2 separate regions of the Homo sapiens genome follow, and region 2 is linked to region 1. Evidence: read pairs that join two places in POLR2A ChIA-PET (ENCODE). Cell type or tissue: Panc1. All regions are shown on one strand. Each heading gives the region's core, and the rest is flanking DNA. Links, peaks and the distances in the headings are about the cores only.

Evidence for each region. ChIA-PET counts read pairs that join two places held together with the same protein. Peaks named below come from ENCODE experiments on the same cell type or tissue, not always from the same donor. Only the 100,000 strongest peaks of a DNase experiment are listed, where the experiment ranks them.
Region 2: POLR2A ChIA-PET joins it to region 1 with 7 read pairs; 4 of 35 experiments call an interaction of 5 or more read pairs at or near these places.

The regions. Positions count from the first base shown.
Region 1 is chr5:160,178,093-160,193,708 of GRCh38, forward strand. It overlaps a transcript of FABP6 not described here. Among named protein-coding and RNA genes, the nearest start is that of FABP6-AS1, 24 kb to the right of the region's middle. RefSeq lists silencers at 10,386-10,485, 15,341-15,541. In Panc1, for the core only: no CTCF peak of the experiment used is centred there; no DNase peak of the experiment used is centred there; H3K4me3 peaks cover 986 bases; H3K27ac peaks cover 1,129 bases.
Region 2 is chr5:160,362,338-160,377,953 of GRCh38, forward strand. C1QTNF2 (C1q and TNF related 2) reads right to left here and starts at 8,289. Exons shown (of 3, transcript NM_031908.6): 1 at 8,175-8,289. In Panc1, for the core only: no CTCF peak of the experiment used is centred there; no DNase peak of the experiment used is centred there; H3K4me3 peaks cover 860 bases; H3K27me3 peaks cover 2,385 bases.

The DNA of each region.
Region 1 (15,616 bases), core at 3,639-11,638:
CCTCCCAGGTTCAAGCAATTCTCCTGCCTCAGCCTCCTGAGTAGCTGGGACTACAGGCATGCGCCACCAAGCCTGGCTAACTTTTGTGTTTTTAGCAGAGACGGGGTTTCACTATGTTGGCCAGGCTGGCTTCAAACTACTGGCCTCAAGTGATCTGCCCACCTCAGCCTTCCAAAGTGCTGGGATTATAGACTTGAGCCACCATGCCTGACCTCCTTTTTCTTTTTCTCTCTTTTTTTTATTTTTTTTGAGATAGAGTTTCACTCTTGTTGCCCAGGCTGGAGTGCAATAGCGCGATCTTGGCTCACCGCAACCTCCACCTCCCGGGTTCAAGCTATTCTCCTGCCTCAGCCTCCTGAGTAGCTAAGATTACAGGCGCATGCCACCATGCCTGGCTAATTTTGTATTTTTAGTAGAGACGGGGTTTCTCCATGTTGGCCAGGCTGGTCTCGAACTCCTGACCTCAGGTGATCTGCCCACTTTGGCCTCCCAAAGTGCTGGGATTACAGGCATGAGCCACTGCGCTCCAGCGACCTCCTTTTCTTAAATGAAATTGTTTAATTGACTGTCCCCTCCCATAAAAATCTGTAAACTGCTCAGTGATGTGCACCTGTAGTCCCAGCCACTCAGGGGTCTGAGGCAGGAAGTTCACATGAGCCCAGGAGTTCAAGTCTAGCCTGAGCAACATAGCAAGACCCTCTTATTTATTTATTTATTCATTTATTTATTTATTTATTTATGAGACTGAGTTTCACTCTTGTTGACCAGGCTGGAGTGCAGTGGTACGATCTCGACTCACTGCAACATTTACCTCCAGGGTTCAAGCGATTCTCCTGACTCAGCCTCCTGAGTAGCTAGGATTACAGGTGCACGCCACCATGCCCGGCTAATTTTTGTATTTGTAGTAGAGATAGGGTTTCACCATGTTGGCCAGGCTGGTCTCAGACTCCTGACCTCATGATCTGCCCATCTCGGCCTCCCGAAGTGCTGGGATTGCAGGTGCGAGCCACTGTGTCCAGTCTGGTTTTTGTTTTTTTATTATTATTTTTTAACCTTTTTTTGAGACCGAGTCTCCCTCTATTGCCCAGGCTAGAGTGTGATGGCACGATCTAGGCTCACTGCAACCTGCACCTCCCAGGTTCAAGTGATTCTTCTGCTTCAGCCTCCTAAGTAGCTGGGATTACAGGCACATGCTACCACGCCCGGCTAATTTTGGTATTTTTAGTAGAGGCGGGGTTTCACCATGTTGGCCAGGCTGGTCTCGAACTCCTGACCTCAGGTGATCTGCTGCCTCAGCCTCCCAAAGTGCTGGGATTACAGGCATGAGCCCCCATGCCCAGCAGGAGAGGGGGATGGGCGTGGTGGCTCACACCCATAATCCCAGCACTTTGGGAGGCCGAGGCAGGCAGATCACGAGGTCAGGAGTTCGAGACCAGTCTGACGAACATGGTGAAACCCCGTCTCTACTAAAAATACAAAAATTAGAGTCTGGGTGTGGTGGCTCATGACTGTAATCCCAGTACTTTGGGAGGTCGAGACGAGCTGATCACGAGGTGAGGAGTTCGAGACCAGCCTGGCCAACATGGTAAAACCCTATCTCTACTAAAAATACAAATATTAGACGGGTGTGGTGGTGTGCACCTGTAATCTCAGCTACTTGGGAGGATGAGGCAGGAGAATCTCTTAAAACTGGGAGACAGAGGTTGCAGTGAGCCGAGATCTCGCCACTGCACTCTGGCCTTGGTAAAAGAGTGAAACTCTGTCTCAAAAAAAAAAAAAAAAAAAATTAACTGGGCATGGTGATGGGCGCCTGTAATCCCAGCTACTCAGGAGGCTGAGGCAAGAGAATCGCTTGAATCCGGGAGGCAGAGGTTGCAGTGAGCCAAGACCCACCACTGCACTCCAGTGGCTCACGCCTGTAATCCCAGCACTTTGGGAGGCCAAGGCAGGCAGATCACGAGGTCAGAAGATCGAGACCATCCTGGCTAACATGGTGAAACCCTGTCTCTACTAAAAATACAAAAAATTAGCTGAGCATGGTGGCAGGCACCTGTAGTCCCAGCTACTCGGGAGGCTGAGGCAGGAGAATGGTGTGAACCTAGGAGATGGAGCTTGCAGTGAGCCGAGATCACACCACTGCACTCCAGCCTGGGCGATAGTGAGACTCTGCCTCAAAAAAAAAAAAAAAAAAAAAAGATGGGGATGCGGGGGTGACAGCCATGATGGCTCATGCCTGTAATCCCAGCACTTTCGAAGGCTGAGGCAGGTGAAATGCTTGAGTCCAGGATTTTGAGACCAGCCTGGGCAACAAAACAAGAGCCTATCTCTACAAAATATAAAAAATTAACTGGGCGTGGTGGCACACATGCCTGTAGTCCTAGCTACTCAGGAGGCTGAGCAGGAGGATTGCTTGAGCCTAGGAGGCTGAGGCTGCAGTGAGATATGACTATGCCACTACACTCTCGCCTGGGCAGCAGAATGAAACCTTGTCTCAAAAAATAAAAATAGGCCAGGCACAGTGGCTCATGCGTGTAGTCTCAGGAGGTTGGGAGGCCAACATGGGCCGATGATTTGAGGTCAGGAATTCAAGACTTCCTGGCCAATGTGGTGAAACCCCATCTCTACTAAAAATACAAAAATTAGTCAGGCATGGTGGCGTATGCCTGTAGTCCCAGCTACTCTGGAGGCTAAGGCAGGATAATCAATTGAGCCCAGGAGGCGAGGGTTGCAGTGAGCCAAGATCGTGCCCTTGCACTCCAGCCTGGGTGACAGAGCAAGACTCCATTTTTAAAAAATAAAAAATAAAATAAAAATAAGAAATAAAACAAAAATCTGCAAGCTCCTATAAAACAGGGACAGAGTATATCTTGTTCACTCCTAGATCCCAATCCCACAGACTGGCACAAGGTAAGTGTTCTCTCCATGTGAATTGAATGAATGAATGCATGCATGAATGAATGAATGAAGGTGAGACTTGAAAAATAAATTGAGAGCTAAGATAATGCCAGGCATAGGGAATGGCTTGTACAAGGGCCAGGAGTCAAGAGAAAATGGTATAGTCAGAGAACCGAAAGGACTGAAAGATCTGAAACCATTTTTATCTTCTCTGGGCCCTTAGCCATGCACACAGGGGATCTTCAGGAAGTGCGGAAGCCTTCCTTCTCTTTCCACCTCTGTTTTGTGAATAGAAAAACAGTAGCAGGGCCGGGCATAGTGGCTCACCCCTGTAATCCCAGCACTTTGCAAGGCTGAGGTGAATGGATCGCTTGAGCTCAGGAGCTCAAGATCAGCCTGGGCGATATGGTGAAACCACATCTCTACAAAAACTATAAAAATCAACCAAGTGTGGTGGTGTGCACCTGTAGTCCCAGCTGCTTTGGAAGCTTAGGTGGGAGGATCTCTTGAGCCTGGAAGGTTGAGGCTGCAGTGAGTTGTGTTCAAGCCACTGCATTCCAGCCTGGGTGACAAAGTGAGACCCTGTCTCAAAAAGAAAAGAAAAGAAAAGAAAAATAGTAGCAGGATGAGATGGTGCCTGAGAGTTCCTAGGACAGGAACTGTGCCTCATTCACCCCTGATCCTCAGTGCCTGGTATAGGCTGGCACATAGTAGGTATTCAGTAGGTTTTGGAATTGAATGACGCTGAAAAGACATTCAGCTCTCAGGTGCAAAAGCAATGCTATATGATAATTCCAGAATGTCAGCTCCAGCAAGTTCTTCATAGACCAACCTGCCTCATGTTACAAATGGGGAAACCGAGCCCCAGAGTGAGAAGTGGATTTGTGCAAACTCACACAGCAAGTCAGTGGCAGAGTTGGTATGGGAGCCCAGATATATCCCGACTGCTGGTTCAGATCGTCTCCCACTCTGTCCCACCATCTATCAATCCACCTCCTGACCCTTCCTGTCCTCTGACTTTCAAGATGTCAGAAACCAGCAGATTGGAGCCAACAGGAAATCCCCAAGTGCCTTTTAGTAGGGTGAAGGCATTAGGTTACAGGGCGGGCAGATGGGGCGTCCCATTAGTGAACTGACACTGGGTTCCTGTAGGTTCCATTAGTGTCTCCGATATTGACCCATTAGCACCCACTGAAAGCCGGAAGCACAGGGACCAGGGACCTCAGAGGGGATGAGTCACCGAGTAAATCAGCTTTGATGAGGCTGAGGGAGCAGAGTTGGAGAGACAGAGGAGTCTTTCCTCTTTCCTTGGAAAGTGGGCTCAAAAGCAGTAAGAGAGTGCCCAGCAGTATCAGGGATGATAAGGACCAGGCACGACTCAGAATCATGGCATTTCGGACCTCCAGAGAACCCGATGAACTGACCCATTCTACAGATGTAAAAACCGAGCATCTGAGAGAAGAAATTTGTCTCTGAGTTACTCATGGAGAACCAAGGTTTCCTGCCTGTCACACTATATTATGGGACTCAAGTGTGCCCTAGGAATTACAGCCAAAACTACAGTCACTGTGCTAACTGCTTTACAAACATTATTTCATTTTTTAATTATTATTATTATTATTATTTTTGAGACAGGGTTTTGCTCTGTCACCCAAGCTGGAGTGCAATGGTGTGATCTTGGCTCACTGAAACCTCCGCCTCCCGGGTTCAAGCGATTCTCCTGCCTCAGCCTCCCGAGTAGCTGGGATTACAGGCGCCCGCAATCACGCCCGGCTGATTTTTGTATTTTTAGTAGAGACGGGTTTTCGCCATGTTGGGCAGGCTGGTCTCAAACTGCTGACCTCAGGTGATCCACCCGCCTCAGCCTCCCAAAGTGCTGGGATTACAGGTGTGAACCACCATGCCCGGCCTATTTCATTTTATTCTCATAGCAATCCTGGGAGATAGGTACCATCAGCCCGATTTACAAAGCAAAACTGTCATTCTTCTATGCAGCAGAAACTGTCTGCTGAGCCCTCCAAGGGCATGCTTTTTATTGCAAACACTTCAAGGTGATATTATCATCCTGTTTCACAGGTGGAAAACCCAAGGCACAGTGAGGCCAAGTGACCTGCCCCATGTCACACACATAAATAATGTCAGAAACTCCTGACTGTTTCAATGCAAAGCTAAAGCTCTCAGCCTATCCACTACATGAATGTGATGAACACCACCCCCACATTCCACACTATGACAGCTGTGTAATGTGCCACCTCCGTGCTTGGCATCCAGACTGATTCATCCACTTATTCATCCGTTCATTCACTCATTCAACACACATAATATTGAGCTCCTGCCATGTGCCAGGCCCCTGATTACAAGACCAATGTAGCTTACCTTCCACTTGGGGGACAGGACAGACAGACAAGCAATTCCAGCATGGTACAGGTGAACATTGAATGTTATGGCATGATCTAGACATATGGGGCAGAGAAGGCCAAGTTGAGTCTTGCAGGACAAATAAGTGTTGTCCAGGCAAAGAGAGGAGCCAGGACCAGCACATACAGAGGCCAGAGGCATACAAGAGCACCCAAGCAGCACCACAGGGAAGGGGGGATGAGAGGTGGAACTGCAGATTCCAGAAGTGGCTGGAGTTTGGGGTTTAGCCAGGAGACAAATGGGAGCCACTGCGTGGTATGAGGCATGGTAGCATGGATTTGTACATAGAAAGCTTGGGGTCTGGAGGAAGGATGCAGTGGGGTAAGAGGTAGATGCCTAGAGGCTGGTTTGGTGGAGTTTCCAGAGATAAGGAAGGTCTTTAATGATTGATTAGATCTAGGAGTGAGAGGTATGGGGAGGTCTGGTTTCTTTTCTTTTCTTCTTTTCTTTTCTTTTTTTTTTTTTTTTTTGAGACGGAGTCTTGCTCTGTAGCCCAGGCTGGAGTGCAATGGCGTGATCTCAGCTCACTGCAATCTCCGCCTCCTAGGTTCAAGTGATTCTCCTGCCTCAGCCTCCCGAGTAGCTGGGATTATAGACACCCACCACCATGCCCAGCTAATTTTTGTATTTTTAGTAGAGATGGGGGTTTCACCATGTTGGCCAGGTTGGTCTCAAACTCCTGACCTCAGGTGATCAGCCTGCCTCCGCCTCCCAAAGTGCTGGGATTACAGGCATCAGCCACCATGCCCAGCTTGCTTGCTTGCTTGCTTGCTTCCTTCCTTTCTTCCTTCCTTTCCTCCCTCCCTCCTTCCCTCCCTCCATCCTTCCCTCCCTCCCTCCTTCTTTTCTTTTCTTTTTTTCTTTTTTCTTTTTTTCTTCCTTTGTTTCTTCTTTTTGAGACAGGGGCCAGGGGTGTTTCATTCTGTCACCCAGGCTGGAGTGTAATGGCACAATCAGCTCACCACAACCTCAAATTCCTGGGCTCAAGCAATCCTCCTGACTCAGCCTCCCAAGTAGCTGGGACCATAGCCGCGTGCCACCATTCTTGGCTAATTTTTTTGTAGCGATGGGGTCTTGCTATCTTGTTCAGGCTGGTCTTGAACTCCTGACTTAAAGAGATCCTCCAACTTTGGCCTCCCAAAGTGCCGGGATTACTGGAGTGAGCCATGGTGTCTGGCTGTGGGAGGCCTGGTTTCTAACAGGCATGATAGGCACATGGTGGGCGAGGGCTGGGAATGAGACCCCTGCAAGAGAAGTCTGGGGAAGAGAGGTAAGTTCTATTTTAGACTCAGTGAGGGTGAGAGGCCTAAGGGTGTCCCAGGGCCTGGATTTCAGGCCATTCTCTACAGAGCTTGAAAGGTTTCTAAAAAAAAAAAAAAAAAAAAAAAGTGCACACAAGCTTCGTGATCACTCACAGACATCCCTGAGGAGAGGTCTAGTTAGTGGCTGGACACAGGAATCTGGGGTTCAGAGAAGTCAGAACTGAAGAAATAAACATGGGGTGATTGGCTTATATGTACTTTTTTTTTGAGAAGGAGTTCCGCTCTTGTTGCCCAGGCTGGAGTGCAATGGCACAATCTCGGCTCACTGCAACATCTGCCTCCTGGGTTCAAGCGATTCTCCTGCCTCAGCCTCCCGAGTAGCTGAGATTACAGGCATGAGCCACCATGCCCAGTTAATTTTGTTTTTTTTGTTTGTTTGTTTTTGTTTTTGTTTTTTTTTGAGACGGAATCTCGCTCTGTCACCCAGGCTGGAGTGCAGTGGTGCGATCTCGGCTCACTGCAAGCTCCGCCTCCCGGGTTCATGCCATTCTCCTGCCTCAGCCTCCTGAGTACCTGGGACTACACGTGCCTGCCACCACGCCAGGCTAGTTGTTCTGTATTTTTAGTAGAGACAGGGTTTCACCGTGTTAGCCAGGATGGTCTTGATCTCCTGACCTCTTGATCTGCCCGCCTCGGCCTCCCAAATGCTGGGATTACAGGCGTGAACCACCATGCCCGGGCATAATTTTATATTTTTAGTAGCGACAGGGTTTCTCCATGTTGGTCAGGCTGGTCTCGAACTCAAGACCTCAGGTGATCTGCCCACCTTGGCCTCCCAAATTGCTGGGATTACAGGCGTGAGCCACCATGCCCAGCCTATATGTGCTCTTAAATGTCTCAGCATGGGAAGGAATCACTCAGGAGAAGAGCGTTGACAAGGAAGAGAAGCAGTTCCAGGACCTCACCTGGGGGGAGCACATTATATTTTCTTGCCAAGTAGAGGAGGAACCTGTGAAGGAGAGTGAGAAGCAGCAGCCAGTGAGGCAGGAGGAAAACCAGGACATTTCTGTGAAAGAACAAAAGCTTTGCAAGAAAGCCTTTTAAGTAAGAGGAAGTAATATAAAACCAATACTAGTGGATGAATCTGGGTAAGGGAACTGTCTGGGGACAGACAGGGCTGGAAGGGAGGGGAACAAAGGACATTGGATTTGGGGCCCAGATGAAGTTGAAGATATGCTGGAGGGAGGAGTAAATGAATGGCAGGAGGAGGAAGTGCTGGTCAAAGAGAACCCCTGACCTTGGAATTTCAGAGGAAGTGTGATGCTAGGATGGGAGGCAGGGACGTGATGGTGGGAGGATGGCTGAGGTGCGTGGAGGGCACCATTGATTACAGGGACTAAGAAACAGAGGCCACATGTCAGTGGGTCCTTCAGCTGGAGGCTGAAGTGGTGGTGACAGGAATAAAGATGAAGACAGCTGTGAGCCACTCTGACCAGTGCAGAAAGTGAAGTAGAGCTTCCTCTTCAAAGGGACTTTCCTTCCCGTCTAATTAGGAATAAACAGTAACTTCTCTTAGAAGCAAAATTTATTCAAAGACCTGTGCTAACATTCTTAGAAATCTGCTAGCCATAATAAAGAAATCAATGTACTTTGTGTTCTTAGCACCCACATTTTAGCCTAGATATTTGCCCTGGCGTGCTTATACTGATCCAAGCAAGCAGTAGGTCATAGCCTGTTCCTCTTCCTTATTCGGAGGTGTTTTTACCTTTCTCAGCATTCCACAGGTTGCTTCCTCCTTCCTTTGTTCTCCTCTGCCTTTGCCTCTTTCGGAAAGTTCTAAATGACTAGCCAATCGGGACAAGTATAGAATGTGAGGTACCCTTCCAGCCAACGGAAACTGGACACAGCAGTAGGGTGGATGCATCAGGTTATAAATGACCCTGTCTCCTTTGTTCGTGTGTGCTCTTGCGAGAATTACTGATAGTGATGGCACCCTTTCTGCAGAAAGTAAACTAGCCTTGCTGAGAGATCCTTTGTTTTTTATGACACCAAGCACCTGTTCCCAACACCAGTGAGGGCCACCTCCAAGAAGCTGGCAAAAGAGAGGAACAAGAAGAGTTGTGGGCAGGAAAGATTGATGTAATGAACCCACAGGTGGTAATGTGTTTGGAAGAAGGGAGGAGAAAGGGATTGCAAGAGCCAGGTGTGGTGGCTCACACCTGTAAGCTCAACACTCTGGGAGGCCGAGGAGGGCGGATCACTTGAGCTCAGGAGTTTGAGACCAGTCTGGGCAACATGGTGAGATCCCGTCTGTACCAAAAATACAAAAACTTAGCTGGGCCTGGTGGTGCCCATCGGTGGTCCCAGCTACTTGGGAGGTTGAGGTGGAAGTTAAGCTGGAGAGTGGGGCATTAGGGGGGTGGGGGTTGCAGTGAGCCGAGATTGGGCCACTGCACTCTAACCTGGGTGACATAGTGAAAAAAAAAAAAAGATTGCAAGAGAGTGAACTGACCTCCCAGGCCCTGATCTACAGGGTGTGTGAGAAAATTAAAAACAGGTGGCACCGGCCTGTAGTCCCAGCTACTCAGGAGAAAGAGGCGGGAGGATCGCTTGAGCCCAGGAGGCTGGGTAGAGCCTGCAGAGAGCTATGATTACACTACTGCACTCCAGGCTGGGTGACCCTGTTTCCAACAACAACAGCGACAACAAAACAGATTACTTTGAAGGGACTAGAAGGAGGACACAGGGTCCTGGAGGAAGGCAGCTGGCAAGTTACAGAGCAGAAAGGTGAAGGGACTGTCCAGGGAAGAGGGGAGGCTCCAGAAGTTATCCTTGAGGAACCAACAGCACGGGGTGGGGGTTGGGGGGGAGCTCATGGAAGGGTGGGGAAACTGGGGAAAGGGAAAACTCGAGTCAGATCAGGAGTAGAGCCCTGACTTGGGGGAACAAGGGTGCAGGTGATGGAAGCTGGGAGCTGTGGGAAGCTTGAGCCTGTAGTGCTGAAGGGTCTACCCATTCCATCAACAGTTCCTCTCCAGCAACTGTTCTGAGCTGCACCCTTAAAAATATTTGCTATTATTTATTTATTTATTTATTTATTTTTTGAGACAGTTTCGCTCTTGCTGCCCAGGCTGGAGTGCAATGGCGCTATCTCGGCTAACCACAACCTCCGCCTCCCGAGTTCAAGCGATTCTTCTGCCTCAGCCTCCCAAGTAGCTGGGATTACAGGCATGCACCACCATGCCAGGTTAATTTTGTATTTTTAGTAGAGGCAGGGTTTCTCCATGTTGGTCAGGCTGGTCTAGAACTCCCGACTTCAGGTGATCCACCCGCCTCGGCCTCCCAAAGTGTTGAGATTACAGACGTGAGCCACTGAGACCCCGGCCTGCTAATATTTTTTATTTCTCCAGGCTACAAGAGAGGGAATCTCCTGAATTCCTCTGGGGCAGCCCTCCCAATTCACCCGGGAGAAAAGCAGGCAGGGGCCGGGCTAGGATTCCAGAGGGGCGGGAAGCCCTGGTGGAATGGGGTAGCTGGAGCCAAGCACCCCAGGAATGCCCTCCCGGCCTCTCCTCCCGATTCCTTATCAGCTACAAGCTCGAGTTTCCTCAGCCACACGCGATCAAATGCTGCTTCAGAGCTCTAGGAAGCTGGGTGTGTCTTCTGTGCTTTGTAAAAAAGAAACGAAAAAAACATTAGCAAATCCCCAGCCCAGGTAGCCGGCTGGCTGAGGGCGGACTCTTGGAACTGGGCGGTGGGAGGTGGGGGACGGGGGAGGGATTGGGGGGCCCTTGCTCCAAAGCCAAAGAGCGGGAAACAGGAACTGCAGGGAGGCCACTCCGCAGGCGCCTCCCCTTTCCCGCTGGGGAGAGGCCGCCGCCGCGCGGCGCTCGGCCTGCACCGACCCTCCGGGGACCCCGCTAAACGGAGGAGACCCCAGGCCCGGAGGTGTCGCCCCTGGGCTGCGACCCCCGACTTTGGCCGGCTTCTCCCTGCGGAGAAGGAGGCAGCGCCGGGACCGGGCTGTTAGCCACGTGCTGGGTGGCCTTGGGCAGATTGCCTCCTGTCTCTGGGCCTCAGATTTTCTCATCTAAAAAGAGGGGGCTGGACTCATTTCTGCAAGGCCCCTCCCGGTTGGAGCGGTTCCCTGCAATTCCCTTCCTTCTCTGAACTTGAAACTCTTCCCTCCCCCATCCCCTTGGGGTGGCCCCTGGATTATCTGGGTGGTGCTTATCCAGTCTGCCGCCTTGAGAGAAAATGTTGCCCTGCAGCTGTGATTTACAGCAGGGCTCTGCACCCTTTTTCTTTTTTTGTTTTTCTTTATTTTCCCTCCTTCTTTCCTTTTTACATCTAGAGTACACACTTTATGCACCCTTTTCCTATAAAGGGTCAGAGAGTAAATACTTCGGGTTTTGCAGGCCACACTCTCTGTCACAGCTATTCAACTCCGTCATTGTAGCCAAGGCAGCCATGGATAAGACATAAACGAGTGGGCATGATGTGTTTCCATGAAGCTTTGTTTATTGCAGCTGACATTTGGATTCTCACAGGTCAAGAAATCGTATTTTACTTATTATTTATTTTTTTTCTGAGACAAGAGTTTCACTCTTGTTGCCCAGGCTGGAGTGCAATGGCAGGATATCGGTTCACTGCAACCTCCACTTCCCAGGTTCAAGTGATTCTCCTGCCTCAGCCTCCCTAGTAGCTGGGATTACAGGCGCCCACCACCACACCCGGCTAATTTTGTGTATTTTTAGTAGAGATGGGGTTTCACCATGTTGGCCAGGCTGGTCTCAAACTCCTGACCTCAGGTGATCCACCCACCTCAGTCTCCCAAAGTGTTGGAATTACAGGCATGAGCCACCGCGTCAGGCCAAGAAATTGTATTCTTCTTTTTATTTTTTTCAGCCTTTTAAACCTTGGCTGGGTGCAGTGGCTCATGTCTGTAATTCCAGCACTTTGGGAGGCTAAGGCAGGAGGATCTATTGAGCCCAGGAATTGGAGACCAGCCTGGGACAACGTAGAGAGACCCTATCTCTACAAAAAATTAAAACATTAAAAAAATTTTAAGATATACTACTGACATACCTCAGAGCATAGTTGTGGGAATGAAGTGAGAATACAGATGAAGCTATCGCATAAAGGATATTATTCTTTGGGAAGTTGTTGGTATGTATGCTCAGCAGAAGATGTGGACTTAGAGATTTGGATGGTGTCTTGCTGGCCATCCACTCCCAAAATTTCGTGAGCAAAGGCACTGTGTGTGCCCACTGTGCAATAGCTCATTTAATTATCTCAGGCATAGGAGATAAAAATGACATATTCCTACTTTACAGGAGCTCAGAGCCAAGGTTTGAACTGGCTGTATTAGATCTGCCTTCAGAGCCCCTACTCATCTTCCTCCTTTCTCTCTGAACAAACTTGCCTCTGAACAAACTTGGAGTTGCTTATCTATCCAGCAACAAGACCTTAAACAGAACGCTATTTTTCTGGACATCTATAACCTCTTTGGTCAAGGGACAAGAATTAACACCTTCTATGTGCAACTGTCATCGTGTCGTAGCTTTTTTATTTTTATTTTTGAGACGGAGTTTTGCTCTTGTTGCCCAGGCTGGAATGCAATGGTGAGATCTCGGCTCACCGCAACCTCCACCTCCCGGGTTCAAGTGATTCTCCTCCCTTAGCCTCCCGAGTAGCTGGGATTACAGGCATGCACCACCACGTCCAGCTAAGTTTGTATTTTTAGTGGAGACGAGGTTTCTCCATGTTGGTCAGGCTGGTCTCGAACTCCCGACCTCAGGCGATCTGCCCACCTTGGCCTCCCAAAGTGCTGGGATTACAGGTGTGAGCCACCACGCCCAGCCTGTGTCTCAGTTTTACAGAAGAGAAAACTGAGGCTTGAGATTAAAGTAAGGATTGAAATCTAGGCCTGCCTGACCCCAAAACTGAGCTCTTTCTACTGGGAATAGCTTCAGAGTAACCAGTTGCATGGGCCCTAAGTCTAGGAGCCCTTGAGAACTCCTCCCTTCCCTTAACCTATGTCCATTATACTGGCAAGTTGTTTTGATTCATCCATGAAAATATATCCTGAATCTATTTTGGGGCTAGAGGGAAACCATAGAATGCTTTGGAAGTTATTGTGATCTTTTAAAAATGCAAATCAGGCCGGGCACGGTGGCTCATGCCCATAATCCCAGCACTTTCGGAGGCCGAGGCGGGCGGATCATGAAGTCAGGAGATCAAGACCATCCTGGCTAACACAGTGAAACCCCATCTCTACTAAACATGAAAAAAAAAAAATTAGCCAGCGTGGTGTACTCAGGAGGCAGAAGAATCGCTTGAACCCAGGAGGCAGAGGTTGCAGTGAGCTGAGATCATGCCACCGCACTCCAGCCTAGGCAACAAGAGCAAGACTCCATCTGGAAAAAAAAAAAAAAAAGCAAATCAGATCATGCCACATCCCTGCCTAGAGGCTTGGAAGATTTCCTTGTTTACTTGGAATAAAACCCCAAACCTGGCCAGGAGCAGTGGCTCATGCCTGTAATCCTAGCACTTTGAGAGGCCAAGGTGGGTGGATCACCTGAGGTCAGGAGTTCGAGACCAGCCTGGCCAACATGGTGACACCCCGTCTTTACTAAAAATACAAAAAATTAGCCAGGCATGGTGGCGGGCGCCTACAGTCCCAGCTACTCAGGAGGCTGAGGCAGGAGAATCGCTTGAAACCGGGAGGCAGAGGCTGCAGTGAGCCAAGATCATGCCATTGCACTCCAGCCTGGGCAACAAGAGTGAAACTCCATCTCAAACAAACAAACCCCAAACCTTACCTTACTAGGGCTCTGTGCCACCTAGACCCTGCCCATCTCTCTACTGTGTTCCCCTCTCATGCCCTCATTCCTTTTGCTTCAGCGTCAATGGCTTTCTTTCTGTTTCTCTTTTTATTTATTAAAAAAATTTTTTTAATTGAGATGGGGTCTCACTATATTGCCAAGGCTGGTGTTGAGATCCTGGGCTCGGCCGGGCGCGGTGGCTCACGCCTGTAATCCCAGCACTTTGGGAGGCCGAGGCGGGCAGATCACAAGGTCAGGAGATCCAGACCACCCTGGCTAACATGGTGAAACCCCATCTCTACTAAAAATACAAAAAAAAAAAAAAAAAATTAGCCAGGCATGGTGGCAGGCGCCTTGTAGTCCCAGCTACTGGGGAGGCTGAGACAGGAGAATGGCATGAATCCAGGAGGCGGAGCTTGCAGTGAGCCAAGATCACGCCACTGCACTCCAGCCTGGGTGACAGAGCGAGACTCCATCTCAAAAAAAGAAAAAAAAGAAAAAAAAAGAAATCCTGGGCTCAAGCAGTTCTCCCGCCTTGACCTCTTAAAGTGCTTTCTATTTCTCTAACTTGCCAGGGAGCCATATCCCCTTTCCCTCACCTGACCCCTTGAATTTTCCTGCCAGTATTCACAAGGGTAAAGGCCCCAATGTCACCTACCCAGCCAGCCTTCCCTGGCAATCCCCACTGGTCCTCTTTTTCTAAATTAAACATTTTAGAGATGGGGTCTTGCTATGTTGCCGAGGCTAATCTTGAACTCCTGGGCTCAAGCAATCCTCCTCCTTCAGCCTCCCAAGTGGCTGATACTACAGGCTCATACCACTGTGCCCGGCCTCGCCAGTCTTATCCCTCACCCTGTGTTCTCCTGTTTCCAGCAGTCATCCCTATCTGACATTTTTCTGCACACACTGCATCTTCCCCAGGGCAAGGTTAGCTCCATTCCTGCAGAAACCTTGCGTGTTTACTCTCCACTAAGTCCCCAGGCTTCGCCCACATCTGGCACATAGTAAGTGCTCAACATATGTCTGATGAGCTAATGGCCCATTAGGCCTGGATCCCCTCTCTATGGGAAATCATGAACTTGCAGCAAACAGAATCATCCAATAGACACTGGGCCCTACTATGCGCCTGGCACCGTGCTAGACAGCAGGGCAGCCACAGAGACACAGGCTCAGTCCTGGCTGAGGAACTCACTGGCCCACTGGGCAGAGATAATGTGCTTGTACAGTAAGGCCAGGCAAGGCGCATGCGCCCAGGTTCTACTGAAAGGCCGTCTGGGGTCAAAGGGTAGCTGGAGATAATGCCAGTGTGGCTCCTGGATCATATAAGAAATCCCACGCTGGGGTTGATGGCTCATGCCTGTAATCCCAGCACTTTGGGAGGCTGAGGTGGGAGGATTGCTTGAAGTCAGGAGTTTGAGACCAGCCTGAGCAACATAGTGAGACCCTGTCTCTACAAAAAATAAAAAATAAGCCAGGCATGGTGGTGCACACCTGTAGTCTGAACTACTTGGGAAGCTGAGGCAGGAGGATTGCTTAAGCCTGGGAGATTGTGTGTCCGGAATTGGTGGGTTCTTGGTCTCACTGACTTCAAGAATGAAGCCACGGACCCTTGCGGTGAGTGTTACAGCTCTTAAGGTGGCACGTCTGGAGTTTGTTCCTTCTGATGTTCGGATGTGTTCAGAGTTTCTTCCTTCTGGTGGGTTCGTGGTCTCGCTGGCTCAGGGGTGAAACTGCAGACTTTCGCGGTGAGTGTTGCGGCACGTCTGGAGTTGTTCGTTCCTCCCGGTGGGCTCGTGGTCTCGCTGGCTTCAGGAGTGAAGCTGCAGACTTTCACGGTAAGTGTTATAGCTCATAAAAGCAGTGGGGACCCAAAGAGTGAGCAGTAGCAAGATTTATTGCAAAGAGCAAAAGAACAAGGCTTCCACAGTGTGGAAGGGGACCCGAGCGGGTTGCGACTGCTGGCTCAGGCAGCCTGCTTTTATTCTCTTATTTGGCCCCACCCACATCCTGCTGATTGGTAGAGCCGAGTGGCCTGTTTTGGCAGGGTGCTGATTGGTGCGTTTACAATCCCTGAGCTAGATACAAAGGTTCTCCTCATCCCCATCAGATTAGTTAGATACAGAGTATCCACACAAAGGTTCTCCAAGGCCCCACCAGAGCAGCTAGATACAGTGTCGATTGGTGCACTCACAAACCCTGAGCTAGACACAGGGT
Region 2 (15,616 bases), core at 5,004-13,003, 190 kb after region 1:
GAAATGAGTGGCACCACAGTTCCGGGAAATCTCCACCTTTTTCCAGGAATTTTCATGAATATTCCACCTCTTGGTTAAAGAAACCCATAAAGATAGAAACCCCAAACACTTCTGCCCAACTCTCTCTTGAGAATGCCCACAGCCCCCTCTCCTGAGTGTGTACTGTTTTCCCTTGCAAAAAATCACCATACTTTCACAATTTTCTGACTCATCCTTGAATTCCTTCTTGAGATGGTGTCAAGCGCCTGGACACTGGCTGGGGTCGAGGTCCCACTGGCGTTTGAGGACCTCCCCAGCCCACCGGTATTATTATAATTTATAAAACAAGGGGATCTCAAGGGTCTCAATAAACGTGCGGATGACAAAGCCTCACTTGGCTACTGAGGAAAACCCAGTGCAATGACTGGGCTTGGATTCTGAAGACTGGGGTCCCAGTCCTAGTTTTGTAACTTACTGATCGCGTGACTGTGAAAGTCAGTTCATCTTATCTGGGCCTTCATTTCCTCACCTGTAAAATGGAGATATTAACATTTGCCCAGTCTGCCTTACAGGGTTATTCAGAGAATCAAATAAGATAGTGGATTTGAAAACAAAACGTGATACAAAATTAGAGTCGTATTTAAAATTGTAATTGTTACTAGTTGCAATTGAACTAAGGGATCACAGTCCTGAACTCCCACTGGGAGCCCCAGGAGTGTTTCAGGGGAGGCCTCATCCTTGGTGGAGGAGGACACCCAAATCTCACCCAGCAGGGCAATTCTCCCTGTGTTTGGTGTTAAAAGGGACAAGGTTTGCTTGCAGATGAAGCTTGCTGAAAATCCACTTTGATGGGAGAATAGAATACTATAATAAAAAACACTCCACGCCCTCCCTGAATTCCAGGAAGTAAATTGGAAACAGTCCTCTCCAGCTTCTCTGAAAAGCTAAAGAGATCCTTTGGAGGAAAAAGCGGCTGGCTGCCGCTCCTCACAGTACTCACGAAATGTCCCCTCTCTCCAGATCTCAAGATCAGTGTCCTTTTGGAAACTGTCCAGAATCCAGAGTCTAAATACAGAGGCTTAAAAGTCCTGGGGCCCACTTGACAGGATGCCTCAGAAAATATTTGATCTGCTATTTTCTCTCTCCTCATTTCTGGTTCAGCCTAGAAAATGAGATCCAAGGACACATCATGATCTAACAAGGTCTCAGAAGCCAGGGGTTTGTCTCAGCAAGAATTCCTGAAAGCACACAGGAAATCAGCCTGTATGTTAAAGCTGAAGAATTATACCTTCTAATATATACAAGCCCAGCCTTTACAAAATGACAAATGTGGTGTATAACGTGGTGGGCAGTGGAGCCCACCCCCTGGGCCCTGGCCTGCTGCACGTCTGAGCCTCAGCTGCCTCCTCTGCACAATAAGGGCAAGAGTCAGGCTCTGGAGCGGCTGAAGACAAAGCCATCAAGCTTTGGCATTGTCTGCAGCTGTTTTCTGCCACGTGGAGACCAAGGACTGCCATGGGAGAGAAGAATGCAGCAGCTGTGCGAGATGTGAGGGGTAGAGAAGGCGGCTGAGGGTGTTCATATCCCCATATCGCATCCTCAGGGCCAGTCTCCACGTGCCTGACCACAGCGGTGGGGGAGTGGGTGTGAGCAGCTCAGCCCAATAGGAAAATGACGCAAGTCACATGTGTCAGTTTGTCTTGTAGTCACATTAAAAAAGTAAAAAAGAAACAGGTGAAATTAATTTCAATGCTATTTAGCCCTTGATTTCCCAAATATCATCATTTCAACATGTAATCACCATAAAAATTATTAATGAGACATTTTACATTCTTAAGTTAGTACTAAGTCTTTGAAGCCCAGTGATGTATTTCACACTTGCAGCGGATCTCAATTCAGACTGGAGCATTCCAAGTCTCCAATAGCCGCATGGTGGCTTCCATAATAGCTCCAGCATAGCTGTGTGAGTTCAGATGCCATGAACTAGCTGTAGTACCTTTACACGTTACTTAATCTCTCCCCTTCAGTCTCCTCCTCTCCAACATGAACACGATAATAATAGAACCTACCTTAGACAGTTGTTACGAGGATTTAATGTTTCTAGAATAAGGCCTGGCATATGGCAAGAGGTATAAAAGCATTAGCTTCTATTATTTTATTATTTCTTGCCCTTCCGAAAATCAAACAAGATAATGGATGTTGAATGTAATGATACGAGTTTTAAGACCTTGTTTAAAATTGTAATTGCCACTAACTGCAGTTGAACTAACAAAAACCAGTCCTGATCTGCCACCCTGAGTCCTGCATGCATTTCAGGTAGAGACTCCTGTAGCTTCTCATAAATTCCCATTTTCACTTATCACTTTGAGTGATGGCTCTGTCAGGTGCTACCAAAAAAAAGTCCTAGGGAGGCTGGGCCTTTTTTCCTGCCTTGCTGTTTCTGCTCTGAGGGAAGGATGGGGTGTTGCCTTGGCTCCACAACTTTGAGCCACCTGGCGTGTCTGTGCTCCATAATACAAAGACCAGGGAAGAAGCGGGATGGTGCTCATCTCATCAAGCGACAGGGCCAAATGGGATATGAGGTGTGCATGTGTGCATGATACTGTAGCCTGGCACATGGATACCCAATAAATAGTATGGTTTATTATTACTGCCTTTGAGGCCAGACACTGGGGAATTAGAGGTGAAAAGATGTAGTTGCTGCTCCTGTAGGGCCCACTCTGATCCCTAGAACTACCTGGGCAGGTTATAACTGTCTGCTTACCTGAGCATCCAGCTGGCACACCTGTGTAACCGGGAAAGAAAAGCCTCACTCTCCTTTTCCTTTGTAATAGGCACCTAACAGCATCTAGACATAACAGCATTCAAGACCAGGCAGGCGGCAGGGGAAGGAAATTTTGGGATTAGGCAACAATCCCTGGGAATGACATAAAAGGGACTACACTTGAAGATCTAAGAACTGAGGGAGAGAAACAGAATCTGAACTTTGAAGGGGACAGGGAGAAAAGGCTAAGTTTTCCTTGACTTTTCTGGGTGAACCCAAGAACTTCCATGGAGTCATTTCTGGTCAGGCCTTGATGGGCGTTCGGAGTAACCCTAAACTTCTGATACAGGGCCGGGCACAATGTCTCACATCTATAATCCTAGCACTTTGGGAGGCTGAGGTGGGGGGATCACCTGAAGACAGGAGTTCGAGACCAGTCTGGCCAACAAAGTGAGACCCTCTGGGCAACAAAGTGAGACCTCCCCCCACCTCACCCCGCCATCTCTACAAAGAAAAAAAAATCAGATACAGGTCTACCCCTAGAGAAGCACGAGCTGGTCTGGTGGTTAAGTTGTTTTCCAGCTGTTTGACCTTGGGCCAAGTTATTTAATCTCTCTAGGCCTCAGTTTCTTTGTCTGTAAAATGAGAAAAATAATACTGTATGGTCTTATTTGAATTTGAATATTCATTGTTTCACTTGATGTGTGAAATCTGAAATAACCCCAATTTTCCCAAGTTAAAAGTTGTCAAAAATCTTGTAAGGCAGTGTGAATTGTAAATTGTAAACTGTATTTATGCTATAGCCACATAACAGCACTGTCCTAACAGGTAATCAGAAATATCTACCATTCTTCAGCAGGTGAGCTTTTTTAAAAAATTTTTTAATTTCCATAGATTATTGGGGAACAGGTGGTGTTTGGTTACATGAGTGAGTTCTTTAGTGGTGATTTGTGAGATTTTGGTGCACCCATCACCCGAGCGGTACACACTGTGCCCTATTTGTAGTCTTTCATCCATTGCTCCCTTTCACCCTTTCCCCTTGAGTCCCCAAAGTCCATTGTGTCATTCTTATGCCTTTGCATCCTCATAGCTTAGCTCTCACTTATGAGTGAGAACATACAATGTTTGGTTTTCCATTCGGCCCGTGAGCTTTTAATGATACCAGTTTTGAATTATTTGAGGTCTTTAGGAATGCCTCCCTTGAGTAATTTGACTGCTCACACCTCCCTTACAGAGTAATTGTGAATATTTAATGAGATAATGCAGCAACCAGCCCACAGTAAGCACTCAGTAACAGTAGTGATTTTTGATACAATAATCATTCCTGAGAACAAAGAGAAAGATGATGTCATGGGAGAAGGTTGCCACACTCATGAGAATAAACAAGCAGACCTGGGTAAACCTGGATAGACCTGGGTCTGCTGTTTCCCCATCTGTAAAGTGGCCGTAACAGTGACCCCGTGAGGAGCTGAACATTTGCAAACTTTGGCATCAATGGCAATGAAAGCAGTTATAATGGCTGATGCAATTGTATAGCTGGGCATAAATGCAAAGAGGTACAGGATTTCTACAGGTGTGCCCTACTTTACACAAGATTGTAAAATTCAAATTTAGTCATTCAGTGATTAGCTTTTAACTTTTTGTTAATATTACAATGTGCAGGCTGAGTGCGGCGGCTCACACCTATAATCCCAGCACTTTTGGAGGCCAAAGCAGGTGGAGTGCCTGAGCCTAGGAGTTCGAGACCAGCCTGGACAATATGGCAAAACCTCATCTCTACAAAAACTACAAAAATTAGCCGGGCGTGGTGGTGCATGCCTGTAGTCCCAATTACTTGGGGGGCTGAGTGGGGAGAATTGCTTGAGTCCAGGAGGCAGAGGCTGCAGTGAACAGAGATTGTGCCGCTGCACTTCAATCTGGGCAACAGAGCAAGACATTGTCAAAAAAAAAAAAAAAAAAGAAAAAGAATAAACAACGTGCAGAGACTGGCTGAGGAGGATTAAAAAGCTATGGAACATGCCCCTGCCACTGAGGAAATTATAGCCTAGACAAGCAGGGATCAGTTGGCTTATCAGTGGCCTCACACAGATCACAGACTACTCTGTACTTTTTGTTTTGGGTTTTTAATTTGAAATTGTTGCCAATGTAAAACTTGGGAGATTTTCTGTTAACATCGACGTTTGCAGCTTTTCTTGGGCAGCAGAAGGATCTGGGCAGCACTGAGCCTGCATTTGGGCAGGTCAACAGGTAGCTGCCCCTTGAGACAAGGTATTACAGGCTGACTTGTGTCTCCCCAGAATTCACACATTGAAGTCCTAACTCTTAGATTATCAGAATGGGACTGTATTTAGAGATAGGACCTTAAAAACGGTAACCAAGGTAATATGAGTCATATGGGTAGGCCCTAATCCAGTATGAGTGGTGTCGTTACATTAAGAGGAGATCAGGACACAGACACATACAGAGTGACAACCATGTGAAGACACAGCAGATGATGGCCACCTGCAAGCCACAGAGAGAGGACTCAGAAGAAACCAACACTGCAGATACCTTGATGATGGGCTTCCAGCCTCTAGGGATCGTGAGAAATAAATGTCTATTGTTGCAGCTCCCCAGTCTGTGGTGTTGTCACGGTGCCCCACGCTGACTAGGACAGAGAGCCTGTGTTCTACAGTGTCCACAGTCCTCACCACTCCCAAATGTCATGCATCCCATTCCTATATACATTGTGCACAGTCTCTGTCAGTATCTGGGTTTGCAACCCCTAATCTAGAGGAAAAGAGTAATGATTCTCCATGTATGTTGTGTGTTCTTATTTCAAAGTTTTGATGTTCATATCTCCTTTAAATCTCCCCACACTTCTAAGAGGCTGATACTGTCATCTCCACTTGGCAGAAGAGAAAACAGAGCTCAGAAAAGGGAAAAATTACTTTTCCTAGGTCAATGTTTGGGTGGAACTCAGGCCTGCTGGCTCAGGGCCCAGAGCTCATGTTCCTCCACCATGGCCCCTCAGCTAACAGGGGAGTTACTAACAGGGCAGTGATGTGTATGCGCATGTGTATGTGTGTTATAGGAGTAAGCCACTTAACAGAAGTGAACAAATCCAGGGGAAGGTTATTTGCTTGAAAAAATATTTGGCACATAATTCCTTTCAAAAGAAAAGCTAGAATGGGCTGGGCGCGGTGGCTCATGCCTGTAATCCCAGCGCTTTGGGAGGCCGAGGCGGGCGGATCACAAGATCAGGAGTTTGAGACCAGCCCGGCCAATATGGTGAAACCCCGTCTCTACTAAAAATACAAAAATTAGCTGGGTGAGGTGGTGTGCGCCTGTAGTCCCAGCTACTGGGGAGGCTGAGGCAGAAGAATTGCTTGAACCCAGGAGGCGGAGATTGCAGTGAGCCGAGATTGTGCCACTGTACTCCAGCCTGGGCAACAGAGCGAGACTCCTTCTCAAAAAAAAAGAAAAAAGAAAAAAAAGAGAAGCTAAAATGGAATATAACTAACAGAAGTTTGATTTATGCAAGAGTTCATCTCACAGAGGTAAATTAAGGTTGGCAGGCCTTTGACCAGGAAGAAGGAGTGGGTGAAGCTGTGGGTGTGGAGAGAGACTCTGTTACCCCACAGTGAACATTTAGGAGTAGGAAGCATCAGTGATTGAGACAGCAGGAGAGACTGTCTGATCAGCAGGGTCAGCATAAGAGAAGGAATAGCGAGACAGGGGGGAGGAATAGGGAGATTTGCAGAGGAAAAAAGTGACACCTTGGAGAACTTGCTGAACATTCAATGGAGACAGAGTGGCTTCAAACGTGACTCCAGCCTTGTGAAAAATAATCTCAGTTCATCCATACAATGACACACTATGCCCATTAGAAGAACAAAGTAAGCCTGTATATGCAGATATGAAAACATGGCGAAGACACACTGTTAAGTGAAAAAAGCAAGTTGTACCATGGAATGTAAAGTATGCTTCTCTTTGAGTTTAAAAAAAAAAAAAACAGCACAAATACAGAGTATATATATGTACAGAAGGGTTGGGGAAATACTTTCCGAAAAGACACAATCTTGTTAAGGGGTTACCTTTCAGAATTGGGAGGGGGTGTGTGGGCTTTTACTTTTCTCTTTCTACCTTTTTGAACTGTTCGAATTTCTTGTGATGAGCGTCGTTACTTTTATAACATTTAAAACAAAAGGTAAACCTAAGGTTTAAGGATTGGAAGACTGGTAAGTGTGGTATCCCTGCTAGGAGATGGGGAGAAGTCAGACATTTGGGAGGAAACAAATTCTGCAGTGAATCTGATGTGTTACAATGAAGGGCTGTAGTGATGCTTGGAAATGTGTGGAGAGTTTGAGGATCGGGCAGTTGAAAGCAGGAGTAATTGATATAATTACTCCAGATGACAGAATAAATTAGAGAATGGTGCAGAGGGAGGGCAAAAATAAGGATGTGAGAGGACAGATTTTTAACAGTGCTAACTGAGCACCAGCCTTGGATTGACCTATGTAAGACATTGTCTTTCTATTACTGCTACTTCAGCATGGTGGAAACACAGGGTCTCTGAGAGATGGCCAGTCTAAGGAAGGGACCTCTGCAGGCTTCCAAGCAGGGCAATTTTGTGGTCAAGGAGCAGAGGAGGATCACAATGAGGTAATGCAAGGGACTCATGGTGTCAGAGGAGAGACCTGGGCTGGGAGACTATTAGGGCCCACTGCAATTATTTAGCTGAAAAGCGAGGTCCTAGAATGGGGCAGCAGCAGTGGGGATGGAGAAATAAGGACAAAGCATATTAAGACAAGTAGTTTAGGTGGGGAAGGAGAGTGAAGAGAGTCATGAGGCATTGAGTACAAATCTCTGCCTGCCGTTCAATACCTTTTGAGCTCAGTTTGCCAGTCTGTATCATATATTTAAATAAATGTGAAGGTTAAGTGAAATAATGCATTCAGTAAATGTTAACTGTGATTGTTAGCTCGGGTATTGGACTCAGATTTACCAGACTTCAAGTCCCTTTTTTATCAATTACTAGCTGTGCAACCCTGTCCAAGTCATTAATGTCTCTGAGCCCAGTTCCTCTTTTGTAGACGGGGATAATCTGTTGTCATGAAAATGAAAGAGCACAAGTAAAGTGCTAGCAGGACTTGGCACAAAGTAGGCGCTCAATAAATGGCAGAGCTACGGGTGTTACTATTGTAACGGGTAAACCACTGGGCACAGAGCCTGGCACACAGTAAGGACTCAAAACATGTTAATTTGTATTATAATACGAAGGTAGAAGTCGAGAGGCAGGAATGCAGGAGCTGCCCAGCCCGCAATAAAGGCGCGCTGGCAGCTCTCCCACCTTCCGCATCCCGCCCCGCCCGCAGCAGTGCGAGTCCTCCTCCTCCTCCTCCCCGCGCGCACTTGCCGCCCCCGCCCGACCGCGGTGCGGGACACTCACCCTCGCGGCTGCCCGCCACGTCCAGGGGCGTCCGGAGCAAAGAAGCTCTCGGCGGGGCTCCGCGTCCCGGCTTTCCTCAGCGGCAGCAGCCGGGCAGAGCGTCGGCCCCAGGCATAGTTTTCCCATCCCGTCATGGGCGGGAGAGCCTTCCTCCCGGTCACGTGGGCTGGCCCGCAGCGCAGCATTCTCTTTTTAGCAGCTGTTTGGAAAAAACTTGCAGTGCTGATGACAACTCGGGTGTGTCGATGCATCTCTGCGTTTGTAGAGCTTGTTAGCGTATTTGGAGGTTTTGTGCGCCAGAGTGATCAGAGTGATTGTTTCCCACGCGTTTGCAAAGGTGTGCATGTACTTGAGTGTGATGATAAATCATAGGGATGTGTTTAGTTGTGTGTGTGCGTACGTGCGTTTATCCAAATTTTCATCAGGGCTGTTCGGTGTATGTACACATGCATGCACATGTCCAAGATGGCAGCTTGGTGTAAAACTGGAGGGCACATCAGTGGTTGGATGTACACGATAGTGGCTAGACATCTGTATGTGGGGTGCATGTTTAAATGTGTGTGTGACTGTGCAGGGGCTCATTCTGTGTGTTGGTTTGACATCTGTATGTGGGGTGTATGTTTAAATGTGTGTATGACTGTGCAGTGGCTCATTCTATGTGTTGATTTCTATGCATGCCTTGGTGTGGATTTTGTCCGGATGTGAGTGTGCACATACACACTAGTGTGGGTGAGTTCCCCTGTGTACCAGCTCTCATTTCTCTTCTCCCCAGAAGGTGAGGATTCACTGGTCTCACTCACTCTGGCCCAGCCTCAAGTCATTGAGAGACTTATGGAGGGTCTCAGCTCCCAGGATAGGCAAAGCAATCCTATTTGGGAATCAAGCAGGCACTGGAGGAAAGGAAATCCTCCAAGGCCTGGCTTTTGCTTCTCCCTGTTCCTTCCACTGCTCTCTTCCACTAGCTACCCATATTTCACTCTGCACAGCCAGAGCATCTGGTTAACAGCTGGTAAGTGACACAAAATTTACAGTCAGAATTTTAATACAGATATGCATTTGAATTCTAATGTTGTATCCACCACCTTAATCAAGTCAGATAATCTCACAGATGGTGTTTTATTTTCTAAAAAAAATGGGAGAATAATATTACCTGCACTGCCTTTACCCCAAAGTTGGGACACTAACTCATAAAGATGTTTGGTAAGCCATTGAACTATGTAGGGAATTATTACTAATATCACATAAATACTATTTGAGAAAGAAAGTTTGTAGGCTTAACAAACATTCATTCAACAAATATTTAATAAGCATCCATTGTGTGTCAGTCCCCAAGCAAGGTGCTGGGGACATAGAGGGAAACAAATAGGCTTGATGCCTACCCTCATGAAACTTAGAGTCCTCCAGCTGGGGATGACACAAGTGGTTACAAGTGAAATGAGTGTTATAGAAAAGAAAAGCTTAAAGTATAAACTGGGCAGTCAGGGGAAGGCCTGGGAAACTGATGTTTCAGGTGAACCCTGAGAGATGACTGAGACTTGTCTGAATGTAGGGGAAGTGTGAGCTCAAAAAATGAAGGAATGATAACATGTGGAGTGGAGTTTAGGGTGTTGATACACAGATGGCTGGAAAGGAAACTTCCATCCACCGCCTCTTGGGTCAGATGTGTCAGCAATTGGAAAGGTGAGGAAACTGCTTAGAATGCCTGGAGGCCATTCAGAATCTAAAGGGCTCAGGAAAGCCCCTCTCCTAGAGTAGAGTGGTAATATCTGTGTGTTATCCATGTGGCTCCATCATGACAGAGGTTGAAATCACTGGCATGCTCTCATTGGTTAAAAAAAAAAGGTTAATGAAAAGTTAAGAAAGGCAGTGCTGCTATACCTGGTAGTGTGAAACATTTAATAAACACTACTGATTGAATGAATGGGGGCACATGTTTTTCCAACTTTTGAAGGATACCTGGAACCTAGGTTTCCTGAAGCCTAGCAGAGTTCCTGGGTCCCTGTCCTATGGTTCCTTGCAGTGGTGATGGCTTCATGTAGCATGCAATCCAAAATACTTGTCCGGTGGCAGTTCCACGAGCTGCAGGAACTGTGTCAAGCTAGAATGGGGCTTAGAACTTCCTCTCCCTAGCCTCTCTCTGTCTTTACTCTCTGCTTGAATTCAGTCTACGAACATTTGTTTGTTTGTTTGTTTAAGATGGAGTCTTGCTCTGTTGCCTAGGCTGGAGTGCAGTGGCACAATCTCAGCTCACTGCAATCTCCACCTCCCGGGTTCAAACGATTCTCCCGTCTCAGCCTGCCAAGTAGCTGGGACCACAGGCGCGCAACACCACACTAGGCTAATTTTTGTACTTTTAGTAGAGATGGGGCTTCACTATTTTGCTCAGGCTGGTTTTGAAATCCTGGCCTCATGTCATCCAACTGCCTCGGCCTCCCAAAGTGCTGGGATTACAGGCGTGAGCCATTGCACCCGGCCACAGTCTATAAACATTTATTACCTATTATGAGTATGGGGACAAAGAGATGAACTTCTGAATGAGAACACAAATTACACCAGGAGGCAAAATACAATTAAGTGCCATAGGAAAGGTGCAAAGTGTGAACATGAAAGAGGAGGATTTTCCCCTTCGATTTCATTCAATTCATTTCACATCCATTCACATCTAGAGAACATGCTAGTATCCACCTAGAGAAGACGAATGATATTATGACATTGATGGCCACAGAGCGGGGCAGCCATGAGGCAGATGTGGCAGATTGGCTTGTTCCACAATTGTCCAAACTTTTCTTGGTGTGCTTTCCTATACAACAGAGACTAGAAAGCTAAAAATCCATTTCCTAGACTCCTTGCTGTTGGGGCTCCCATTATAATTTAGGTTTAGCCAGTCCTGTGCACCTGGGAAAGACCTGAATTCAAAATTGTGTTCAGAAAAACAAAAAACAAAAACAGTTATGTGAAGAGGAGGTAGCAGCCTGGGAGGAATCCACTTTGCTGGTGGTGACCTGGAAGATGCAGTGTGACTCTAGAGTTCTGCCAGTTCCTGATCCCCAGATTACACCTAAGATGTTGTGTTCTTGTAGTCAGACTAGGCCAGTCGCCGGCCTCCTGATTGTGGCAGAAGGCCACATCCCTTGGGGTGGTGGGGTTAGTACGACGGCAGGTTTTGGGACTCATTCCTGCAAGCCCAAGCCAGAACTTGTTCTGCAATGGTTCTGAGTCTATTTGATTCTTTTTATTAAATTCATGTCTGCTTAAAATCCTAACTGACATGTCATGTTATGAACTATAGGTGCTGTGAAAGTCAGGGAAAGGAGATGAGTGTGGATCAGAACAAGCAGAGAAGAAATCTAGAGGACTGCCTTCTTTCCTCTTTCTATCCACCTCCTATGCTCAACCCCATTTCAATCCTCCCATCAACCTTCAGATTAATCATTGATTAAATATCAGCAACTACAATGCACCAGGCACTCTGCTTGATGTTGAGCTCACAGTGATGAATGAATAAGGAAGGTCTCTCCTTATGAGACAGATGTGAAACCAGCAACCAAATAAACATATAATTCAAAATTGTGGTGAAAATAAGAGGGAAACATGGGAAAGAATAACGGTATGAAGTCTGTGAGATAACCTACTTTGATTGAAAAGTCTAGATGATCTCTTCAGTAGGTGATATTTAAGCTGAGTCCCAAAGGATAAAAAAGGGCTAGTCATACAAAGGTAGCCAAGGTGAGGAGTGGTGCCAGGCAGAAGGAGCAGGGTATGTACAAGCTACCTTAGTCCTTCTAAATATCTTTCTAATGCTTCCCTGTGTAACAGAGGATAAAGCCTAAACTCAGCCTTTTTTTGTTGAGGGGACTGTCCTATGCATTGTAGGATTAGCAGGATCTCTGGCCTCTACCCACTAGATACTACCTACTAGTAGCAGCCCTCCTCGACCCCAGCTGGGACAACAAAAATGTCTTCAGACTTTGCCAAATCTTTCCAGAGGGGCAAAATTGCCCTCTGTTGCAAACCACTGTCTTATAGGTAAGCTCTGCTTTGCTCAGGGTGGTTTTCTCACTGACTCCCAAATGCACCATCAATGTTTACATTTCTGCACCTACATATGCCATTCCCTCTAATTACTATATCTTCTTCTACCTCTCCACAAAGCCTTACCATTATTTCTACCAGAAATTCATGGCTTTTTCCATTGGTGAACTCTGTTTGGATGACTCTCATGTGTTTTGGGTGGTAGGGGAAGAGAGGTCTATCTTAGTGCTCTGTCTGCTCTCTGGCTACAGTGCCAGGGGCATGTGAATTACATACCCTTTCCCTTTCTGCCCAGTTAGGAGTTGAATTGGTGGGCATGAGATCCAAGTGAGCCAATCAGTCTTTCCACGTGATCTCCATAAGAGTGCATTGCTTTTCTTTTGAATTGTTGACTGCAAAGAGGTAGCCCCTGGGCTGCCACTAGCCATGTTTTTCCTGCCACTTGGAGACAGCCTGCTTATGGCAGGAGACAATGACATGAATACACAAATAGAAGTAGATTCAAGAAGAACTGAAAGGTGGAGCAAGTGCCATGACTACATTATTAAAGCCCTTTTTTCAGATACTTGTGCTAAAACAGGTTCATTCTCATATTCTTTTTCTTTCTTTAAGCTAGTTTGAATTGTTTCTGTCAGTTACCATGGAAAGTCCTAATCAATATCCTTCAATGCCTAGTCCAAATCTTTCCTCTTTTATGAAGTCCTCTCAGCATAGAACAGTATGAAGAAAATCCCTTCTTTGCATTCTTAACTTGTGGTTTGGTGGATCCCAGCAGCCAATTCCATGCATCTCTTCCCAACTCTGAGTTTAGTGATGTCATGTTGGTAATGTGAAAGTAATCACACCATGAAATCAGCAAATTCTACAAATCAGAGCACTGTTTCCTCTACCCCAGCCCCCAGCCTGTTCACCAGCACATCACTGTCTAAATCCCTTCACAACTATATCACCCATTTGGATAGTAATCATGTAGTGATTTGTGACACTTCTTGCATTTTGAAAATGGTCAGATTGGGAGGACAAGTACCACTTATGCTGCATCTGAATCTTCAGAATATCAAAGGAGGAAAGGTCCTGAGAAATAATTTGGTCCAAGGTCTTCATTTTATACCCGAAGACAAAGAGGTCCAGAGACCTTCAATGATTTAATGGTTGTGGAGCCAAGAAGAAAGTCTTCTGACTTACACTCATTATTTAAATGTAGGCTTTTTTTTGTTGCCATTTTCAGCCTTTTATTTTCTCCAATTTTGGTATAAAATAATATTTTAAAACTATTGTTGAATCATTCCAAACAGCTGATGGCCAAGACCCAAGTTCTCAGATGCTTACTTTTAATAAGGGTCTGTGAGTTTCTCCAGAATGAGATAATTCCAGATGGTGCTCACCAATGTGGCAGTACCGGGGAGATAGCTGTTCATAGAGAGGACTTGCTGCCATTCCACAGACTTCTAAGCCCTCCAGCCTGGAGAACTGTATTCATTGTTCTAATGCCATATGAGGGAAAAGATCAAAACAGCCCAGGTTTAAAAGACCATGATGTCGAAGTGAATGTTGGCTGCTCTGTGTATTATGTCACTTAGAATGAAACCAGATCAACCCAAATGAAAGCTTGCTGATTTATTAAAAAAACTAAAAATACACAATTTATTTTTTGATATAGCCATTCTGTTTCCAGGAACTTATTCTGGGAATGTGCATATGGATATTCACTGCAACCTTGTTTAATAAAGGATTGGAAACAATCTAAATGCCCAATAACAGGGAGCTGATTAAATAAATCACTATACATATCTACACAGAGGCAGAATTCTATGTCTTATATGGAATGATCTCTGAGATATACTGTTTAGTGAGAAAAATAAGGAGCAGAACAATGTATATAGTTTGCTACTATACACATTAATAAAAGAAAGGCAAGGAAAACACACAAACACACATGGGTATAAAAACAATTATTTCTGGAAGGATACAGAAATTGTAACCCATGAAGTTGTCTCTGGAGAGGGGAACTGGAAAACAGTTGTGAGAGGGAGGCTTATTCACTGCTTGTCTTTTGGAATGATTTGATTTTTAAAACCATGGGAATATGTTACTTATTCAACATCCCTCCCTCCAAGAAAATAAAAAATAAAGTCTATGCTGTGTTGTAGTTTTTGGAAATTCTTCTTTTGCTCTTATGGATGAGCTGGATCTGGGGATGTGCCAGAGTTTGGATAGTTAATAATAGTAATCCCTCTACAATGATATGCTTTCTTAAAAAAATTTTTTAAATAGCTTTTTGTTCCATCTTTCAAATTTGGGACAAGTATTTCCCTCATTATACACCTGAAGGAACTGAGGCACAGAGGCAGGTCATCTTCCCAAGGTTACACATTGAATGAGGGTCAGAGTTGGGATAACCAAAATATTGCACCCAGCCATAAGTTCCTTCTACTAGACTATATTTAGCTGGGCAGAGGGCGTCAACAAGCGAGTAGTTTTCATGGGAAGGAAAAGAAGAACCAGAGTTCTCAGAGGCTCTTCTTGCTTTAGGTTTTTTTTGTTTTTTGTTTTGTTTTGTTTTGAGATGGAGTTTCGCTCTTGTTGCCCAGGCTGGAGTGCAATGGCGTGATCTCGGCTCACCACAATTTCTGCCTCCCGGGTTCAAGCAATTCTCCTGCCTCAGCCTCCGAGTAGCTGAGATTACAGGCATGTGCCATCATGCCCGGCTAATTTTTGTATTTTTAGTAGAGACGGGGTTTCACCATGTTGGTCAGGCTGGTCTCGAACTTCTGACTTCAGGTGATCCACCTGCCTTGGCCTCCCAAAGTGTTGAGATCACAGGCATGAGCCATCACGCCTGGCCCCATTTCAGATTTTAAGAAAGTTAAAGCTCTGACCGGACGCGGTGGCTCACGCCTGTAATCCCAGCACTTTGGGAGGCCGAGGCAGGTGGATCATCTGAGGTCAGGAGTTCGAGACCAGCCTGACCAACATGGAGAAACCCTATCTCTACTAAAAAAATACAAAAAAATTAGCTGGGCGTGGTGGTGCATGCCTGTAATCCCAGCTGCTCGGGAGGCTGAGGCAGGAGAATCGCTTGAACCTGGGAGGCAGATGTTGTGGTGAGCTGAGATCGCGCCATTGCACTCCAGTAGCCGGGGCAACAAGAGTGAAACTCCATCTCCAAAAAAAAAAAAAAAAAAAAAAAAAGTTAAAGCTCTGAGACAGAGTCCTAGTGTAGAAGAAATCAGACTAAAATAGCTATCGTTTACATTCAACAAGAATTGACCCAGAAAAGCTCCAATCAGTTTCCAGATGTAACTCAAAGGGCCTCAGCTGGAAAGACTTCATTTTGGAATCTGATGCAAAAAGCTCTTGATGAGGTTTCTCCACTCAGTGTGTGGATCAGAAATGAACTAACATTTGAT